Regions from separate parts of the Homo sapiens genome. Here region 1 is linked to region 2. Evidence: read pairs that join two places in POLR2A ChIA-PET (ENCODE). Cell type or tissue: PC-9. All regions are shown on one strand. Each heading gives the region's core, and the rest is flanking DNA. Links, peaks and the distances in the headings are about the cores only. Region 1 overlaps DNAH12 (dynein axonemal heavy chain 12). Region 2 overlaps SLMAP (sarcolemma associated protein).

Region 1 (5,000 bases), core at 1-5,000, 250 kb before region 2:
TATATTACGGTTATTAATCCCTTGTCAGATGGGTAGTTTGCAAATATTTTTTCCCATTCTATGGGTTGTCTCATCATGTTGTTATTTCCTTTGCTGTGAGGAAGCTTTTTAACTTGATATGATCCCATTTGTCTATTTTTGCTTTGGCTGCCTGTACTCGTGGGGTATTACTCAAGAAATCTTTTCCTACTCCAATATTCTGGAGAGTTTCACCCAGTGTTTTCTTGTAGTAGTTTCGTAGTCTTAGATTTAAGTCTTTTTTTAATCTATTTATTTTTTTTGAGACAGAGTTTCGCTCTTGTTGCCCAGGCGGGAGGGCAATGGTGCAATCTCGGCTCACCGCAACCTCCGCCTCCTGGGTTCAAGCGATTCTCCTGCCTCAGCCTCTTGAGTAGCTGGGATTACAGGCATGCACCACCATGCCTGGTTAATTTTGTATTTTTAGTAGAGACAGGGTTTCTCCATGTTGGTCAGGCTGGTCTCGAACTCCTGACCTCAGGTGATCCACCCACCTTGGCCTCCCAAAGTGCTGGGATTACAGGCGTGAGCCACTGCACCCGGCCTAGGATTGTTTTTTCTATATCTGTGAAGAATGTCATTGGTATTTTGATAGAGATTGCATTGAATCTGTAGATATTTGGGGGGTAGTACAGACACTTTAACAATATTAATTCTGCTGGGCCAGGCGCGGTGGCTCACGCCTATAATCCCAGCCCTTTGGGAGGCCAAGGGGGGGGGATCCCCTGAGGTCAGGAGTTTGAGACCAGCCTGACCAACATGGAGAAACCCCATCTCTACTAAAAATACAGAATTAGCCAGGTGTGATGGGGCATGCCTGTAATCCCAGCTACTCGGGAGGCTTGAGGCAGGAGAATCCCTTGAACCCGGGAGGCGGAGGTTGCGGTGAGCCGAGATCATGCCATTGCACTCCAGCCTGGGCAACAAGAGCTAAACTCTGTCTCAAAAAAAAAAAAACAATATTAATTCTGCCAATAAATGAACATGGAATATCTTTCCATTATTTTCTGGGATTTTCAATTTCTTTTTTTTTGAGACGGAGTTTTGCTCTTTGTTGCCCAGGCTGGAGTGCAGTGGCATGATCTTCGCTCACTGTAACCTCTGCCATCTGGGTTCTAAGCAATTCTCCTGTCTTAGCCTCCTGAGTAGCTGGGATTACAGGTTCCCACCACCATACCAGCTAATTTTTGTATTTTTAGTAGAGATGAGGTTTCACCATGTTGGCCAGGCTGGTCTCAAACTCCTGACCACAGGTGATCCACCTGCCTCAGCCTCCCACAGTGCTGGGATTACAGGCGTGAGCCATCGCGCCTGGCCGATGAATGACCTTTTTAATGTGTCGTTGAATTTGTTTTGCTAGTATTTTGTTGAGGATTTTTGTATCAATATTCATCTGTGATACTGGCCTGCAGTTTCCTTTTTTTGATGTATCTTTGTCTGGTTTTGGTATCAGGGTAATACTGGCCTCAAAAAATGAGTTTGGAAGTATTCCCTCCTCCTCTATTTTTCAGACTAGTTTAAGTAGCATTGGTATTAGTTCCTCTTTAAATGTTTAATAGAATTCAGCAGTGAAGCCATAAGGGCCTGGGCTTTTTTTGCTGGAAGACGTTTTATTATGGCTTCAATCTCATTACGTTATTGGTCTGTTCAGGTTTTGGATTTCTTCATGGTTCAATCTCTGTAGGTTGTATTTGTCTACAAATGTATCCATTTCTTCTAGATATTCCAATTTATTGGCATACAGTTGCTCATCATAGCCACTAATGATCCTTTGAATTTCTGCAGTATCAATTGTAATGTCTTCTTTTTCATCTCTGATTTTATTTATTTGGATCCTCTCTCTTTTTTTCCTAGTCTGGTTAAAGGTTTGTCTATTTTGTTTAACTTTTCAAAAAAATCAACTTTCTGTTTCATTCATCTTTTGTATTGTTTTCTTCATTCCAATGTCATTTATTTCTCCTCTGATCTTTATTATTTCTTTTCTTCAGCTAATTTTGGTTTGGTTTGCTCTTGTTTTTGTCATTTGTTAAGATGCATCACTAGGTTATTTATTTGAAGTTTTTCTTCTTTGTTGATGTAGACACTTATAGCTATAAATTTCTCTTTTAGTACTGCTTTCACTGTATCCCATAGGTTTTCATATGTTGCATTTCCATTATCATTTGTTTCAAGAAAATTTTCAATTTCCTTCTTAATTTCTTCATTGACTCACTGGTCACTCAAAAGCATATTTTTTAATTTCCATCTGTTTGTATAGTTTCCAAAATTCCTCTTGTTATTGATTTCTAGTTTTATTCCATTGTGGTCAGAGAAGGTGCTTGATATTATTTCAAATTCTTTGAATGTTTTAAGTTCAATTCAAATTTTTTGAATGTTTAAGCTGGGCATGAGTCACCATGCCCAGCCAGTAATAAAACTCTACACACCTTGATTTCATCCCCCTGCTTTTTAACTTTTTGTTGTTTCTATTTATATCTTATTATACTTTCTATGTCTTTTTTTTTCTTGTTACAGAACAATAAACACCTTTATTACATAAGCAAATACAGAAAGGATGAGGATTTATTTGCCTTTCTGGGCCTTGATTTTCCAAAGATAAAACTCCAACTCCCAGGCCTCTAGCACATAGCCATCTGCTGGGCCACACTGCTCTGGCCTTGATGTGATACATGCCAGATGCTTGCCCTGCTGGAACTGCTCCTCCAGAAGACTGCTGATTTTGGCATTCTTTTTCCTTTCATCATATTTCTTCTAAATTTTTTTAGATTGTTTTTTGTTTAAAATCTCTTCCTCCTCAGGAGTCAGCTTGGCCCCCTTCTTGCAGCCCAGGGACAATGTATAGTGGGATTTTCACCACTGTCAGTAGAGTGTGCTGTCACTGAGCACGATGCAGTTCTTCAATAGCATCTTGGTACGGACCAGTTTGTTATTGGACACACTGTAGACAACATTGATGATCCTTGTTTTGCACCTACATCACTTGGAGCCCCAGGAGAAATTCCCCACATCCAGCCTCAAGGTACAGTATTTCTTGTTACGTCCCTGCACACAGACTGTGTGGACGCAGCGGGGGCCAATCTTGGTGTTGGCAGCGGGGCACTCCAGCTCATACTTCCACTTCTTGTGGGAGGGCTTACTCTTGCCCCTGTCTTGCAGCACTTGTGCCAGTTGTCACGAGAGCCCATTGCTCGACATCTGTACTATGTCTTGAAAAATTGTTATTGTTTTGATTGGTTCATCTTTTAGTCTTTCTACTTAAGAGTAGTTTACACACCACAGTTACAGTGTTATAATATTCTGTGTTTTTTCTCTGTACTTAATATTACCACTGAGTTTTGTACTTTCAGATGATTTCTTGCTGCTCATTAACATCCTTTTCTTTCTGATTGAAGTACCTTCTTTAGCATTTCTTGTAGGACAGGTCTGATGTTGATGAAATCCTTTAGCTTTTGTTTGTCTAGGAAAGTCTTTATTTCTCTTTCATGTTTAAAGCATATTTTTTCCAGATGCAGTAGTCTAAGGTTCCTTCAGCACTTTAAATATTTCATTCCACTTTCTCTTGGCTTGTAAGGTTTCCACTGAAGTCTGCTGCCAGACATACTGGAGTTCCATTGTATGTTATTTGTTTCTTCTGTTGCTTTTAGGATCCTTTCTTTATCTTTGAGCTTTGGGAGTTTGATTATTAAATGCCTTGAGGGGCCAGGCGTGGTGGCTCACGTCTGTAATCCCAGCACTTTAGGAGGCTGAGGGAGGTGGATAACTTGAGGTTAGGAGTTCGAGACCAACCTGGCCAACATGGCAAAACCCCATATCTACTAAAAATACAAAAAAAATATCTGGGTGTGGCGGCATGTGCTGTAATCCCAGCTACTCAGGAGGCTGGGGCAGAAGAATCCCTTGAACCCAGGAGGCTGAGGTTGCAGTGAGCTGAGATCACACCACTGTACTCTAGCCTGGGCGACAGAGCAAGACTCCACTCCATCTCAAAAAAAAAAAAAAAAAAAAAAAAGCCTTGAGGTCATCTTCTTTGGGTTAAATGTTAAATCTGCTTGGTGTTCTATAATCTTCTTGTACTTGAATGTCAATTATCTTTTTCTAGGTTTGGGAAGTTCTCTGATATTATCTCTTGGAATAAACCTTCTATCCTGTCTCTTTCTCTACCTCCTCTTTAAGGCCAATTACTCTTAGATTTGCCCTTTGGAGGCTATTTTCTAGATCTTGTAGGCATGTTTCATTCTTTTTTATTCTTTTTTGTCTCCTTTATGTATTTTCAAATAGCCTGTCTTCAGGTTCACTAATTCTTTCTGCTTGATCAATTCTGTAATTAAAACTGCTATTAAAAGAACGCTGATCCATTCTTCAGTATTTCAATTGCATTTTTCAACTCCAGAATTTCTGCTTGATTTTTAATTATTTCAATCTCCTTGTTAAGTTTATCTGATAAAGTTCGAAATTCTTTCTCTGTGTTATCTCGAATTTCTTTGAGTCTCCACAAAACCACTATTTTGAATTCTCTGTCTGAAAGGTCACATATCTTTGTTTCTCCAGGATTAGTTCCTGGTGCCTTATTTAGTTTGGTGAGGTCATGTTTTTCTGGATGGTGTTGATGCTTGTAGAAGTTCTTCAGTGTCTGGGCACTGAAGAGTTAAGTACTTATTGCAGTCTTCGCAGTCTGGGCTTGTTTGTGTCTGTCCTTGGGAAGGCTTTCCAGGTATTTGAAGGAACTTGGGTGTTGTGATCTAAGCCATATCTGCATTAGGGGGCACCCCAAGTCCAGTAACATCATGGTTCTTGCAGACTCATAGAAGTATCACCTTGTGGTCATGGATAAGATCCAGAAGTATTCTCTGGATTACCAGACAGAAACTCTTGGTTTTTTTCCCCTTACTCTCTCCCAAACATTCAGACCCTCTCTCTGTGTGCTGAGCTGCCTGGAGCTGGAGGTGGGATGACACAAGCACTGCTATGGCCACCACCACTCA
Region 2 (16,203 bases), core at 6,484-11,483:
ATTGTTATTATGATTATTGTTGAGACGGAGTGTCGCTCTTGTTGCCCAGGCTGGAGTGCAGTGGTGCAGTCTTGGCTCACTGCAACCTCTGCCTCCCGGGTTCAAGTGATCTATTGCCTGAGGCTCCCAAGTAACTGGGATTACAGGCGCCCACCACCACACCTGACTACTTTTTGTATTTTTAGTAGAGATGGCGTTTTACCATGTTGGCCAGGCTGGTCTCAAACTCCTAACCTCAGGTGATCCAGCTGCCTCGGCCTCCCAAAGTGTTGGGATTATAGGCGTGAGCCACCACGCCGGGCCAATTTTTTAAATAATTTAAAAAAATTAAATAGATTTGTGGAAAAGGATACTCATTCTCCCTTCTGGAATCAATGCCATAGTTTCAGTTTTATGACTATGTGCTACTTTGATAATAGTAGCAGTTAGTTGTTATTCCACTCACTTAAGCTTTCTTTATTTTTGAACTTTGAATTTTCTGGTTGTCTTTGGAGTTGGTTGGGCTGGGTAAATCTTAGTTATTAAGTGCTGTAGGTACAGAAAATGAAAATTTATATAATGTTTATACATTTAACATTGTTACCTTCATTATATTTCCCATTTCTGTTGCTTTCACATTAGAGTTTTGTACTAATTCAGACTTTGTGGTTCTTATCTGTTGGCTGTTTTAAGTGTGGATATGTTTTGGGCAAATTCTATGGATTTTTGTTTTATTCTAAATCAGAATTGAGTGATAGATCAAATAAGTGATCGTTTAATGCTTTCTTTGTGAAATTTTACCAATTTCCACAATTCTCCCTGATTTGTCCCTTCTCTCTCTCTCTCTCTTTTTTTTTTTTTTTTTTTTTGAGATAGAGTTTCGCTCTTGTTGCCCAGGCTGGAGTGCAGTGGCGCAATCTTGGCTCACTGCAACCTCCACCTCTCAGGTTCAAGTGATTCTCCAGCCTCAGCCTCCCAAATAGCTGGGATTACAGGTGGGTGCCACCACTCCTGGCTAATTTTTTGTATTTAGTAGAGACAGGGTTTCACCATGTTGGTCAGGCTATCTTGAACTCCTGACCTCAGGTGATCCACCTGCCTCAGCCTCCCAAAGTGCTGGGATTACAGGTGTGAGCCACTGTGCCTGGCCTGATTTGTTTATTCTCTTAATATTTTGAACTTTGATCATGTTTAACACTTCACTTAACCCTTAATTATATATGGTTCTGGGTAAATTATTTGATTATTATGGCCCTAATTAGCTTAAAATCTCCTTAAAAGTAACTGTAATAGACTATGCTACCTTGTGGCCCGACAGTATAGGTATAGTGCCTGTCATGTAGTAGATGGTTAAAAAAAATTATTGCCAACACAATACCTTTCTCCAAAGAAATTATGGAAGTACTAGCGTAAGAAATTTGACTTTTTTTGGGGGGAGGGGGGAGGGATAGCATTAGGATATATACCTAATGCTAAATGACGAGTTAATGGGTGCAGCACACCAGCAGGGCACATGTATACATATGTAACTAACCTGCACATTGTGCACATGTACCCTAAAACTTAAAGTATAATAATAATAAAATTTTAAAAAAAGAAATTTGACTTTTTTAAAAAAACCTCTTAGAAGAAGATATAGGATAACATCCTTATGACCTTGAATTCAGGGAGGCTATAATAATTTACAGGAAGCATACATTGAGGGAAAAGATTAATACATTCAAATACATTAAAAATTAATTTTATTCATTGGAAGATAGAATAGCCAGGCGCAGTGGCACTTGCTTTGTAGTCCCAGCTACTTGGGGGCTAAGACGGGAGGACTGCTTGAGCCCAGGAGTTTGAGGCTGTAATGTGCTTTGATGGTGCCTGTGAATCACCACTGTATTCCAGCCTAGGCAGCTTAAAAAAAAAAGAATAAGAAAAGTTCAGAAGAAAAAAATTGGCAAATATATTTGTAAAACATATATCACTTGCAAAAGGTTAGTATTCAGAAAATAGAAATAAGTTGTTTAAATAAAAGACAACCCAACAGAAAAGAAACAGTCAAAAGACACACATAAGAATTTCACCGAATAAATAAGATGCAGCAATAAACAAATGCTCAACTTTCAACATAAGTAAGGAAGTGTAAACTTAAACCATGAGATGCCGTTTCTACTCAATTAAAAACTTGGATAATATCAAGTGTGAGTGATACCGTAGAGCAGTAGCAACTCTCATACTTTGTTGTTGATATGGTGAATTTCATTGATTGATTTTTGAATGTTAAGCCAAGTTTGCATTCCTGAGATAAACTACACTTGGTTGTGATGTATTATCCCTTTTATATATTGCTGGATTTGATTTGCTTATATTTTGTTAAGGATTTTTGTATCTCTGTTCATGAAGTATTCGTCTTAAATGCTTGTGAGAATTTACCAAAGGAAGCCATCTGGACCTATTTATGTTCTGTGGAATGTTGTAAACTATAAGTTCAATTTCTTTAATAGAAACAGAGCTTTTCTAGTCATCTATTTTTTCTTGAGTTAACTTTGATATTTTGTATCTTTCAGGAAATTTGTCTGTTTCATCTAAGTTCTTGACTTTATTATAAAATTATTCATAATATTACCTTGTTATACTTTTAGTATCTGTAGAATCTGTGGTGCTGTGTCATTACCTCTCTTATTCTCAATGTTGGTAATGTGTGCCTTTTTTTTTTTCCATTACACTTTGGCTAGAGATTTATCAACATTATTGTTCTTCTTAAAGAATCAGGGTTTTTTTGGTAGATTTTTTTCTATTATTTTTCTATTTTCTATTTCCTGAATTTTTGTTCTTTATTATTTCCTTGTTTCTGCTTGCTTTGTGTTTAATTTCCTCCTCTTTTTCTAGTTTCTCTTTTCTTTCTTTCTTTTTTTTTTTTTTTTTTTGAGACCAGGCCTTGCTGTGTTGTCATTCAAGCTGGAGTGTGGTGGTGCAATCATAGCTCACCACAGCCTCAAACTCTTGGGCTCAAGCAATCTTCCCGTCCTCAGCCTCCTGAGTAGCTAGGACTACAGGTGCATGCCACCATGCCTGGCTAATTTTAAAATTTGTGGTAGAGATAGGGGCTCTGTATGTTGCCCAGGCTGTCTAGTTTCTCAAATTAGAATCTTAGGTAATTGAGTTAAGGCTTTCTTCTCTTCTAATGAATCATGTAATGTTATAACCATTTTGACAAACAGTGTGACATGGTTACAATGCTGAATTTCTGTATATCTATTGACCCAGCAGTTCTTCTCCTAGGTATATACTCTAGGAAATTTTTTTTATATGTTTGCCAGGAGACGTGTTCAAGCATGTTTATAGTAGGATTTTTCATAATAGCAAACATCCAAATGTTCATTGACAGGAATATGTACATACTTCTGTTAAATTACACCACGGAGTACTGTACAGTATTGAACGTGAATGAACAATAGCTGCATATATCAATGCAGATCAATCTCAGAAATGTTGAATAAAAAGAGCAAGGTGCAAAAGAATACTTACACTGTGATGTCATTTAAGATAAAATTTGAAAAATCAGTTGGGCGCAGTGGCTCACACTTGTATTCTCAGCATTTTGGGAGGCTGAGGCAGGTAGATTGCTTGAGCCCAGGAGTTCAAGACCAGCCTGGGCAACATGGCGAAACTCCATCTCTACAAAATATACAAAAAATTAGCCAAGCATGCTGATGTGTGCCTCTTGTCCCAGCTACTCAGGAGGCTGAGGTGGGAGGATTGCTTGAGCCCAGGAAGTTGAGGCTGCAGTGAATTGAGATCGCTGCACTACACTCCAGCCTGGGCAACAGAGTGAGACCCTGTTTCAAAAAAAAAAAAAAAAACAAAAATAAAATAAAAATGAAAAATCACCATACGTACTGATATATCTGTTTTGCTATAAATATAGTAATAGAATGATAAGCAATCCTTGTGGGGGAGGCAGAGTTAATGTAAAAATAGCTAAATTTATATATTACATGTTGCAAGATGTTTTAAATACTTTATAAATGAATACTTATTTGATTCTCATAATCAAGTACTTCTGTGATGCAGGCACTATTTTTATTCTCATTTATAAATAAAGAAGCAGAAAAACCTTAACTTCCTAAAGTTATACCACTAATAAGTGGTAGACCTTATCATCAAATCCAAGCAAGTCTGGCTTGAGTCTGTGCTCTGAATGACTAAGTCTTAGTGCTTGCCATGATGGAAGGGGCAGGGAGTTTCTCAAGCTGGCAGTTGGGTACACCGACTTTTTTTTTATTGTTTCATTCATATTTATATGCTTATATTTATTTTTATATTTAACTTAATTAAAATTTTAAAAGAGAAATAAAAAAAGTTAAGCCACCTGAGAAGGAATGTAAGAACATAACCTCCCTAACTATATTTACATTCTAAATGGAATTTTAGGACATCAACACTATTAATGTTCCCTTTTTTTTTTCACATTGCCCTGCCCCTCCCTTCTTTTTTTTTTTGAGACAGGGTCTTGCTCTGTTGCCCATGCTGGAGTGCAGTGGCATGATCACTGCTCACTGCAGCCTTGACCTCCTGGGCTCAAGCCATCTGCCCACCTTGGTCTCCCGAGTAGCTGGAACTACAGGTGCACACCATCACACCCAGCTAATTTTTGTGTTTTGTAGAAACAGGATCTCGCCAGGTTGCCCAGGCTGGTCTCCAACTCCTGGGCCCAAGCGATCTGCCTGCCTTGGCCTCCCAAAGTGCCAGGTTTACAGGCAAGAACCACCATGCCCAGCTTCAACACTATTAATTTTCTATAACATATTTCCTAGATAATACTAATAAAGCATGAAATATTAAAAACTTGGATAGGTGAGGTGTTATTAATCTTATATATCTTGATCTGGGTGGTAGTTACAAGGGTGTGTTCATCTGGTGGTGATTCATCAAGCTATACACTTTTGATTTGTTCAATTCTTTGTAGGTATTTCAACTTAAATAATTTTTTTTTTTTGAGACAGGGTCTTGCTTTGTTGCACAGGTTAGAACTCAGTGGCTCTATCTCTGCTCACTGCAGTCTTGATTTCTTGGGCTCAAGCGATCTTCCCACCTAGGCCTTCCTCGTGGCTGGGACTGTAGGCACGCACCACCATGCTTGGCTAATTTTTAATTTTTTTTAGAGATAGGGTCTCGCTGTGTTGCCCAGGCTGGTCTTGAACTCCTGAGCTCAAGTGATCTACCCACCTCAGACTCCCCAAGTACTGGGATTACAGGTGTGAGCCACCTTGCCCAGTAAAATTCTTTAAAGATAGAATAAGATATATACATACACATATATATATACCTATGTATGCACATATATATATACATATATATACACACACATATATATGCGCATATATATAAAATAATAAGATACAAAAAATAGAATAAAAAAATAAAAATAAATTAGCGAGGCATGGTGGTACATGCCTGTAGCCCCAGCTGCTTGAGCCCAGGAGTTTGAGACTGTAGTGAGCTATGATTGCACCACTGCATTCCAGCCTGGGCAACAGAGTGAGACCCTCTCAAAAAAAAGGACTAAAAATATTAGATAAGATTTTCTTAAATTCCAAAGGTTTCTTATTGCAGCTACATTATGTATGTATTTGTTGGGATGATTAAAGGGATATAAAATAGGTTATAAAATGATTGGCTGGCTTTTTGAGATGTTACTTCATTGAAAAGGCTGTAAAAAGAATAAGGAAGCTGTTTATATACTGATATGGGAGATTTTCTAAGATATAAATTATTGGGTTAATAAAAGAACAAACAGGAGACAGCACCATGTGTATAATAATCTACCTTTCTTGTAAAGGAGAGAAAAATAAGAATCTATGTTTGTTATTTGTTTATGCCTAAAGAAACTCTGAAGGAGGCATAAGAAATTAGTAGCTGCGGTTACCTGGGAGTGTAGTGGGGATGGAGACTGTGTTGATATGAAATAGGGATGGCAGGAAGTCTTTTCATTGTATTTACCATTTTAGTTCTTTTTAAACCATGTAACTATACAAGCTATTCTAAGTAAATAAATATTGACTGATTTTTTTTTTTTTTTTTTTTTGAGATGGAGTTTCACTCTGTTGTCCAGGCTGGAGTGCAGTGGCGCAATTTCAGCTCACTGCAACCTCTGCCTCCCAGGTTCAAGCAATTCTCCTTCCTCAGCCTCCCAAGTAGCTGGGATTATAGGCATGCAGCACCACACCCAGCTAATTTTTGTGTTTTTAACTAGATGCGGGGTTTCACCATGTTGGCCAGGCTGGTCTCGAATTCCTGACCTCAAGTGACTGCCCATGTCAGCCTTCCAAAGTGTTGGCATTACAGGTGTGAGCCATGATTTTTAAAAGAAAGCATGTTTAGCATATCTCCGTTAGGTAAATTCAGATTTATACTCTTTTATTTTGGGACTTACATTTGATTATTTGTTGGATATAGGATATTTCCATTTCTTGAGATTTGGTCATATCTCTTGAAATAGAGAAATTTTGGGGATACTATATCATTATAAGGGCTTATGTTCAAAGAGGACTTTTTCAGTTAAATTCCCCAAATCTTTCCAGCATCTCCCCTTTTCCAGGACCATTTTAATTCTTTTTAAAATTACTTTTTGCTCTTTTGGATATTGTGCATTTATAGGCAGAAGTTTCCTTTCCAATGAGATGTTAATAATATGACCTTATATTTAAACAGTTTTAGAATTAAAAAGGTGTTTTGTTACTGTGACTGAGCTTTCTGATATCATTTAGTTAAAAAGTAGGAAAAGCCAATGTTTAGGTGGCCAAACTTTCCTTTTATTCTTCTTTGTTGAGACGGTCTCACTCTGTCACCTAGGCTGGAGTGTAGCGGCATGATCTGGGCTCACTACAACTTCCACTTCCTGGGCTCAAGCGATCCTCACATCTCATCCTCCCAAGTAGCTGGGACTACAGGTGTGCACCACCATGCCTGGCTAATTTTTTTGTTTTTTTGTAAAGATGGGTTTTGCCATATTGTCCAGGCTGGTCTCAAACTCCTGGGCTCAAGCAGTCTGTCCACCTTGGCCTCCCAAAGTGCTGGGATTATAGGCATGAGCCACTATGCCCAGCCATGAATGGATTTTTGTCATTATCTTAGGAGTGGGTTAGTATTGTGTGAGTGGGCTTGTTATAAAAGTGAGCTTGGCCCCCTCTTGCTGTCTCCCTGTCTCATGCTCTCCTGCCTTTCCATGTTCTGCCATGCAGTGCTGCAACAAGAAGGCCCTCACTAGATGATGGCACCTTGATACAGAACTTCTAGCTCCCAGAACTGTGAGAAATACATTTCTTTTCTTTATAAATTACCCAATCTGTGATATTGTGGTATAGCAACACAAAATGGATTAAGACAGAAAATTGCTACCAAGAAGTGGGGTTGTTGCTGTAACAAACACCTGAAAATGTTAAAGCAGCTTTGGAACTGGGTAATGGGTAGAGAAGAATTTGGAGGAGCAGGCTAGGAAAAGCCAGTTGTGGTAAATGGAGCATTAATGGTGATTCTGGTGAGAGCTCCGAAGAAGGGGAAACGTGTATCAAAAAATCTGAAAACCTTAGAGATTACTTAAGTGTTCATGATCAAAATATTGGTAGAAATAGGGATAGTAAAGGCCATTCCGATGAGCTCTCAGATGGAAGAGAGAAATATCTTACTGGAAACAGGAGTAAAGGTCATCTTTGTTATGAAGTGGGAGAGAACATGACTGTTCTGTGTCCTTGCCCTAGGTCTTTATGGAAGGCAGAATTTAAGAGTGATGAGCTAGGATATCTGGTGGAAGAAATTTTTAAACAAAATATTGAAAGAGCTACATAGCTATTTGTAACTGCATACATTAAGATGCGAGAGGAGAAAAATGACTTAAAGTTGGATTTATAATTAAAAGAGAAACAGAAAGGAAAGATTTGGAAAATTTGCAGTCTGGCTATGTAAAGAGTGAAAAGGCATGTTTAAGAGAGCAAGCCAAGGGTGTGGCCAAGTAACTGTTTGCTAAGGAGATTAGTATGGATAGGAGGGAGCCAAGTACTTATCATCAAGAAAATGGGAGAATGACTCTGAAGCCATTTCAGAGATCTTCAAGGCTATCCCTGTCATCACGGGTGCAGACCTCTAGGAAGACAGAACAATTTTGAGTCAGGGCCAGGGCACCCTTTGGCACCTTTAATGGGCTTGATGCCTAGGGCTGCCCCTATCTCTGTTCCCTGCATTCTGTTGCAACACTGCCCTAGCTGTGGCTCAAGTGGGCCCAGGTGTTGCTGAACCTGCTGCTCTGAAAGGTACAAGCCATAAACTCTGGTGGTGTACACTTGGTGATAATTCTGTCACCAAATTCAAGAACCATGGGGCCATGGCAGCCTCCACCTAGATTTCAAAGGATGTCATGGATAGGCGGGGGGCCCAGACAGAGATGTGTAGGAGAGGCAGAGCCACTACTGAAAGTTCCCACTAGAGCAGTGCCTAGTGAAGCTGTGGGAATGAAGCAGCCCCCAAGACCACAGAACTATAGGGCCACCAGCATATAACTGCACCCTGGAAAGGCTGCAGGCATAAGACTCCAACCTGTGAGAGCTGCTGGGTGGACTGAGTCTAGGAAAGCTATAGAGGTAGGGCTGCCTGAGGCCTTTGTGAGCCCAACCTTTCCCCAGTGGGCCCAGCCTCTGTCCTAGTGTGCCCAGGATTTTGGACATGGCGTCAAAGGAGATTCTTCTCCAGCTTTAAGACTTATTGTTGTTTTTCTTGGGACCACCAGTTACCCCTCTTTTCCTCATCCCTATTGGAATGAGAGTGTCTGTCCTATGCCTGTGCCTTGTGTTTTGGAAAGTTGGTAACTTGTTTTAACAGGCTCACACTTGGAGGGAATATACTTCAGGATGAATCATGCCTTGAGTCTCACCTATATCTGATTTAAATGAGACTTTAGACTTTTGAGTTGATATTGGAATGAGTTAAGACTTTAAGATTATTGGGATGGAATCTTTGCATTTTGCATTGTGAGAAGGACATGAATTTTGGGGTGCTAGGATGGAATGTTAAGGTTTGCATGTGTCTGCCATGGTTCATGTGTTGGAAACTTAATCCCCAATGCAACAGCATTGGGAGGTGGGGCCTAATAAGAGGTGATTATTAGGTCATGGATTAATGTTGTTATCTTGGGAGTGGGTTTGTTATAGAAGTGAGTTCTGTCCTGTCTTGCTCTCCCCTTCTCTTGTGCTCTCTTACCCTTTTGCCTTCTGCCATGGTATATGGTATGATGCAGCAAGAAGGCCCTCACCAGATGCTGGCAACTTGATGTTGAACTTCTCAGCCTTCAGAACTGTGAGATAGATAGATTTTATATATATATATAGTTATAAAGTATTCAGTCTAAGGTAATCTGTTTATAGCAATACAAAACAAACAAGTATTTCAGCTATAGAATAAAATGTTTGCAAGATTTAGCAAACATAAACGTTTACTTGGTTTTAGAGAATTTGAGGTACATTTCTTAATCTACATAAAATTTAAAACTCAAATATGTTGTAATAGGTTAGGGATTACACCAGTCATAATGATGCCATAGTTGCCTTACACCCTGAGAGAATGAGCCATTTTAACAAATAGGATTTTCTGAGCAGTTGAAAATTTATACCTTTTATGCCCAAATCAGTTTTGGACAGAAAGTTAAACATTTCCTGTCATCTTAAATAGAACAAAGGGCATAACCTTCTCTTAGGTCTTAGTGACCTAGTTGCATTTACTAATATAATTATGCATTTAAGGGGATTAGAGGTTATAAAGTTTGTGCCCCGGGGCTAAATGACTAAATTATCATGATTTAAAGTTCCCTGATATATGAATTTTGTAATGTTTTGATTCTTCTGGGTTTTATTTTCTGTGTCAGCTATTCCTATAGAAACTAAATAGCAACATACATGTAAATACAGATCTGTGAGGAAGCATGTGAATTTTACATTATGTGAACTTGCCCATCTGCTTCTACTACCACACTTCTCTTTTTTCCTTCTTGGTTAACAAGTGAATACCACCTAAAGTGGTATTATTGAGGTCTTTGGTAAATATATTCCTGAAACCTTTTAGAAAAATGTTAAGAGATTTTATATAAAGACCAGGTCACAAATGGCCATGAAATCTCTTCACCTGTTCTTTACCATATGTTATTTTTGTATAACATTTTCACGTTAACTATGTAGCTACATTTATTGGAAAATATAAGTACCTTTATAGTTATTTCAGCAAACATTTATCAGTCTTCTACTACTAAGTAAAAGAACCCCTTCTACTACTACTTTTCTAGGTGACAGAGATGAAAAAACAGGTGTCTGAATTTTTGAAACCTAAAGTCTATTTGAATAAGACAATAAAAAACTGTTTAGTATAATATTTTAGTAGCAGTGTATACCTGGTGTTAAATGATATTATAAAGGAGGATCATCCAATTCAGCATATCAGTTTGATAATACTGTGGTAATAACTCCAAAACCACAGTGCCTTATAGCAGCAAAGATTTATTTCTTGCTCATGTTACATGTTTAGGTAGATGGCAGCTCTGTCCATAGTTGTTCTCCTTTCAGGGGTTCAGGCTGAAGGAGCAGCTCCTATCTGGGACATGTATGTTCTGGTGGTTGAAGGAAAAGAGCTATCCAGAACAGAACCATGGAATTATAGTTAAAAAAGGGGAACATGTTATTCAACACACACTTTATTGGCCAAAGCAAGTCACGTGGCCATGCATAATGCAATTGGTTAGGGAAGTATAATTAATACTCATATAGGAGAAGCAGTAGAATAATTGAGTACAGTAATACATTCTACTACACTCAGCTTCGTTCCCAACTTCCCAAGTGAAAATTATATAGCTTTTTTTTTTTTTTTTTTTTTAAAGACAGAGTCTCACTCTGTTATCCAGGCTGGAGTGCAGTGGCACGATCTTGGTTCACTACAACCTCCGCCTCCCAGGTTCAAACGATTCTTCTGCCTCAGTCTCCTGAGTAGCTGGTATTACAGGTGCCCACCACCTTTCCCAGCTAGTCTTTGTATTTTTTTTTTTTTTTTTTTTGAGTTGGAGTCTCGCTCTGTCGCCCAGGCTGGAGTGCAGTGGTGTGATCTCGGCTCACTGCAAGCTCCGCCTCCCAGGTTCACGCCATTCTCCTGCCTCAGCCTCCCGAGTAGCTGGGACTACAGGCGCCTGCCATCACGCCTGGCTAATTTTTTGTATTTTTTTAAGTAGAGATGGGGTTTCACCATGTTAGCCAGGATGATCTCGATCGCCTGACCTTGTGATCCGCCCGCCTCGGCCTCCCAAAGTGTTGGGATTACAGGCGTGAGCCACCGCACCCTGCCGAAAATTATGTAGTTTTGGGAGCCATCAAGTAAAAATGCATTATAGCAGAAATAAAGCTGTTTTCCAGTCCCTTATGAGCATTCTAATATCTATAAGTTAAATTGCTTGTGTCTCCCTTGAAGATGAGAGAAGCTGTAAAGAAATTATAATTTGAAGTAATGTTCTTTTTATGGGAGATGGAGGACTATATCATTGACACACTACTTGGTATCTTTTTTGAATAACTCTGACATCGAGTTATGAGGTTCAATAATAAGTTTTTTTTCTTTTCACATCTCTTCAATCTACTTTATGTTACCCATTAATCGATTGCTTTGTCATGGACTGAATCTATACAATCATATTTTCAAGCTAAAATCTGGGGTAGATTAGTTCATGGGGTCAAACATTAGCATATTTAAAATAGGAAATGACATGAATTATGTAGCATTTGCTTATTGGGCATCTCTTTCTTTTTTGAGACAGAGTCTCACTCTGTCGCCCAGGCTGGAATGCAGTGGCGCAATCTCCGCTCACTGCAACCTCTGCCTCTCGGGTTCAAGTGATTCTCCTGCCTGAACCTCCTGAGAGCTGGGATTACAGGCATGCGCCACGATACCCAGCTAATTTTTGTATTTTTAGTAGAGACGGGGTTTCACCATGTTGGCCAGGCTGGTCTTGAACTCCTGACCTCAAGTGATCTGCCCACCTCAGCCTCCCAAAAGTGCTGAGATTACAGGCGTGAGCCACCATGCCCGGCTAGGCATCTCTTTATTGAGCATCTCCTATGTGGCATATTTGCCAGCTGACTGGGATATAGGAGTGAAAGATATGATCCTTGCTTTTAGGGATTCTACATAAGTGGACATGTCTCTGGATAATACCAATACTAGGAAATAATTGCCAAGAGAGGTACTAGTCAAATGATCCGCAGTTGAAGTGTTTAGGAAGGAATGACCAATGATAAGATGGTGAAGAAAGAGTGGTTAGAATGGTTTCTCCACAGGTGACAGCTGAAACAAGTCTTGAAAGAAGAGCAAGACTTTGTCATGCAAATGAGGGGAAGTACATTCTAGGCAGCACTAATATATATCATGAGTGATAGCATGAAGGAGTAAAAGCAGTGGTGGTTTATAGAAACTGAGTGATTTTTGTGAATCATATAGGAGAGAGGACAGGAGATGAGGTGGAAAAGGTAGATTTGGACCAAGTCTTGAAGGACTTTAGTGTAATGCTGCTTTTTCCTTTAGGAACAGGTGGTGAGGAGTTTGATAAGATTTTAAGTAATAGAATCACATGCTTAAATCTTTGTTTTTAGAATAGCAGTCATGGTGATAATGTGGAAGACATTGGCTTTGTGCCTAGAGGCAAGGGGACTTGTAGAGTGATTCAGTAAAGAGGACAGTTAGAGGTAAATTCTTGGTGTGTAGCCAAATCATCTGGATAGAGGGAGATAGACTTGGGAGTTATCAGCCCATGTAGTGAAGGTTACAGGAAATACACTCCCAGGGAAGTTTGTATATCGCTAGAAAAGTAGAGGCTGGGGAAGAACCCTGGGGATGACCAGCATTTGAACAGCTGGCAGGGAAAAAAGAAGGCAGACTTAAAAGACCATCCAGAGAAGTAGGAGGATGAGGAGAGATTAGATTTGTGAAGTACAAAGCAGGGGAGAGTTTTTGAGAAGAGAGTTGTGAATAGCCCTCAAATGCTACATTATAAGAGTTGAAAGTAGTCCTTGGACTTGTCAGGTAGGGGTCTGTCTCATCAATGGCTTGAGGGCTGGCTGTTCAGTAGAGTGATGAATGTGGAAGCTCGCCGGCAGTTGGTTAAGAAGGCAGTGAGTTAGGGAGTGTGACAGGGAGTGTGACAGTTCTGTACATGCATTACTATAAGTGGATCCGGAGAGTAATTAAGTTATTTCCATAAGAAAGGTAGTGTTTGTATACTTCAGTGATGATCATTTGTTTTTCTCCAGTTTTAATTGTTGCTGCTCCCAAGGAGCCTGTGGTGATTCTGCCCTTGTATGTCGGGGGAAATGTGGCATTAAAAAAGCAGTACAGGTCAGGCACTCTCTGTCCAGATTAATTTCTCAATAGAGTTATGTGTAAATTGAAATCTTACTGAGTTGAATAAGTTTGTGCAAATGGGATGTTGGTAAGGAAAAAATTATTCAATGACACTTGTTAAAGCATGGTAAGGAAGATTTATTCAGGACCATTGAGATAGGTATAGAAACCACTGCAGTGGGGTGTGGGGATTGCGGGGCGAGGGTAGAGAGAGACTGGGCTCACTCTGAATACAGCATGGGCAATTGGGAATCTATAGCCAAGGATCAGTGTGAGGGTAAGTGGTTGGAAAATTACTAAGAGGAAACATCAGGGGTAAGGGGGATTCTGGCTAAATCGACCTAACAGGATTCTTGGTGGAGTCAGGCCAGGGTGTTCAGACATCACCTGAGGGATGGTAGATAATGAGGAACCTGATCATACATCAAGGATGATCAGATGTCGAGGTTGAGGGGGTTCTGGCTAAACTGACTTAGCAAGGTTCTTTGGCTAAAACTGGATTTTACAAGGAAGTACACAGATGAGCCTAGAAGAGAGTTCATAAGCCTGAGTAAAGTTTGGCCAAGCAAAGAATCTTTGTCAACATGAGTCACATTGTTAAAAATATATGGAAATGTTAAAACTCTGTAATTCAACACAAATTAGAAATTCAGCAGCTATAGATGATATTCCCATAGATATTTTGATGTTCTGAGTTCTTTTTTTCTTTATCAAGTCCAAAATGTCATGTTCTGAGTTATTTTTGTTTGTTTGATTTATTTTGTTTTGTTTTCGAGATGGAGTCTCACTCTGTCGCCCAGGCTGGAGTGCAATGGCATGATCTCGGCTCACTGCAACCTCCGCCTCCTGGGTTCAAGCGATTCTCCTGCCTCAGCCTCCCAAGTAGCTGGGATTATAGGTGCCCGCCACCACTCCCAACTAATTTTTTTATTTTTAGTAGAGACGGGGTTTCACCATGTTGGCCACGCTGGTCTTGAACCCCTGACCTTAGGTGATCCACCTGCCTCAGCCTCCCAAAGTGCTGGGATTACAGGCATGAGCCACCATGCCCAGCCAATCATGTTCTGAGTTCTTAAAGCCAGAAACTTATCTTTGCATTTCTGATGATAGCAAAAATTAATTCTATGAAAAGTTTGTGTGTGTATATGTGTAAATATGTATGTGGATAGCTAAGTATACATTCAGCTCTTACTATGTCCAAAGCATATGAATGAGAGGCTAAGGACTGCTTACTATGGGGAAGAATGATTCTTACTTTACATTTGGCCAAGATCACAGATCTTATAACAAAAGGATTAAATGTTTTAGTATTGATCCTGATGAACACCTGACTTTTAAAGAAGGGTTATAAGAGCTTATAAACCAAGGTTAAGGAAAAAAAAAAGTGGAACACGGTGGTAAAATATTAATCTTTTTGCAGTAGATATATATTTTGTGAATTATCAAATTCTACCTAATTTTATGTTATTTTAGTCACTTATTTTCTATTTGTATAATTTTGTAGTTTTCTAGTTTTGCATTCTTGTTTTTATAATAGGTGCTAAATATGTGAGTTTGTTAAAATGTACTTTCAACATTAAGTAAAAATGAAACCATCGAGCAATTATTAAACACGTAAGACTAATAATTCTCCTGAATTTATACCATATAAAATAAGGTCATGTATATGGAAGTATTTTATAAACTAGGTAGCTAGAAATTAAGTCGTTATTTTTAAGTAGAAGATAAGTTATTAAATATTCACTGTAAATTTTAAGAACATAATTAAGTTGCTTTGGAGCAAAGGGGTCACATAAAATAATTTCAATTTTAGAAAACAATATCCATGAATATAAAGATAATAAGGATATACTGAAATATATATGTATTAGATACATTTTCTGGGTTCTAGGATGGAAAAACTTATTTGGACAGGGGATGGGGGAAGAGGAATGGCTTTTTATGAGTTTTAGCCCAGTATAAATATAGCAGCAGTCTTACTTTTAAAAAATTGGATGGACGCGTTGGCTTACGCTTGTAATCCCAGCAGTTTGGGAGACTGAGGCGGGCAGATCACTTGATGTCAGGAGTTCAAGGCCAGCCTGGCCAACATGGCGAAACCCCATCTCTACTAAAAATACAAAAAAAAATTAGCTGGGCATTGTGGAGCATGCCTGTAATTCCAGCTACTTGGGAGGTTGAGGCAGGAGAATCTCTTGAATCCAGGAGGCAGAGGTTGCAGTGAGCCGAGACTGCACCACTGCACTCAAGCCTGGGCAACAGAGACTCCATCTCAAAAAGAAAAAAAAAAAGGATCATTTTATTTAGTATATGTAGTAGCTCTGAGCCTTTGTACTCTTTACTTGCACAATGTTTTCTATTGTAAAGCATGTATGTCAAAACCCAGAATCTGCACTGTCACTTCCTTATTGTAAATATGGCTCTGCTACTAAGATAACATCCCTGAAACAGGGTGTAAATTTCTCAGGGTCTTGAAAAACAGTTTGAGAAGGGGGAAAAAAAAGTTAAGGTATGAATAATTTTCTCAGTTATGACTCTTTTAAAGTTCATTTCGATAAACTATCAAATAAATTTCTATTTCAACAGAAAATCCAAAAATTGCTTTTTTTTTGCATAGCATCTGAATTGGCTCAGATTAAGTATTTAAAAATTATAATTTTAATGAATAGTAGAAATCTCTCATATTTGAACCAATTTATATCTTTTACTAAACTTTAGAGTTGAAACTGATTCATTAATTTTAATAGATCTGTTTATTAATGATCTATTAATGATCTCAAATTTTGCTTGATATTTTAGATGAAAAAACAGTACTTA

What was found. ChIA-PET counts read pairs that join two places held together with the same protein. Peaks named below come from ENCODE experiments on the same cell type or tissue, not always from the same donor. Only the 100,000 strongest peaks of a DNase experiment are listed, where the experiment ranks them.
Region 1: POLR2A ChIA-PET joins it to region 2 with 17 read pairs; 2 of 35 experiments call an interaction of 5 or more read pairs at or near these places.

What each region holds. Positions count from the first base shown.
Region 1 is chr3:57,527,765-57,532,764 of GRCh38, forward strand. The region is part of intron 2 of DNAH12 (dynein axonemal heavy chain 12); the gene reads right to left. It also overlaps the pseudogene RPS8P5. Among named protein-coding and RNA genes, the nearest start is that of DNAH12, 14 kb to the right of the region's middle. In PC-9, for the core only: no CTCF peak of the experiment used is centred there; a DNase peak (open chromatin) is centred at 2,507; H3K27ac peaks cover 2,145 bases.
Region 2 is chr3:57,775,696-57,791,898 of GRCh38, forward strand. The region is part of intron 2 of SLMAP (sarcolemma associated protein); the gene reads left to right. Among named protein-coding and RNA genes, the nearest start is that of SLMAP, 27 kb to the left of the region's middle. RefSeq lists a silencer at 2,834-3,034. In PC-9, for the core only: no CTCF peak of the experiment used is centred there; no DNase peak of the experiment used is centred there; H3K27ac peaks cover 745 bases.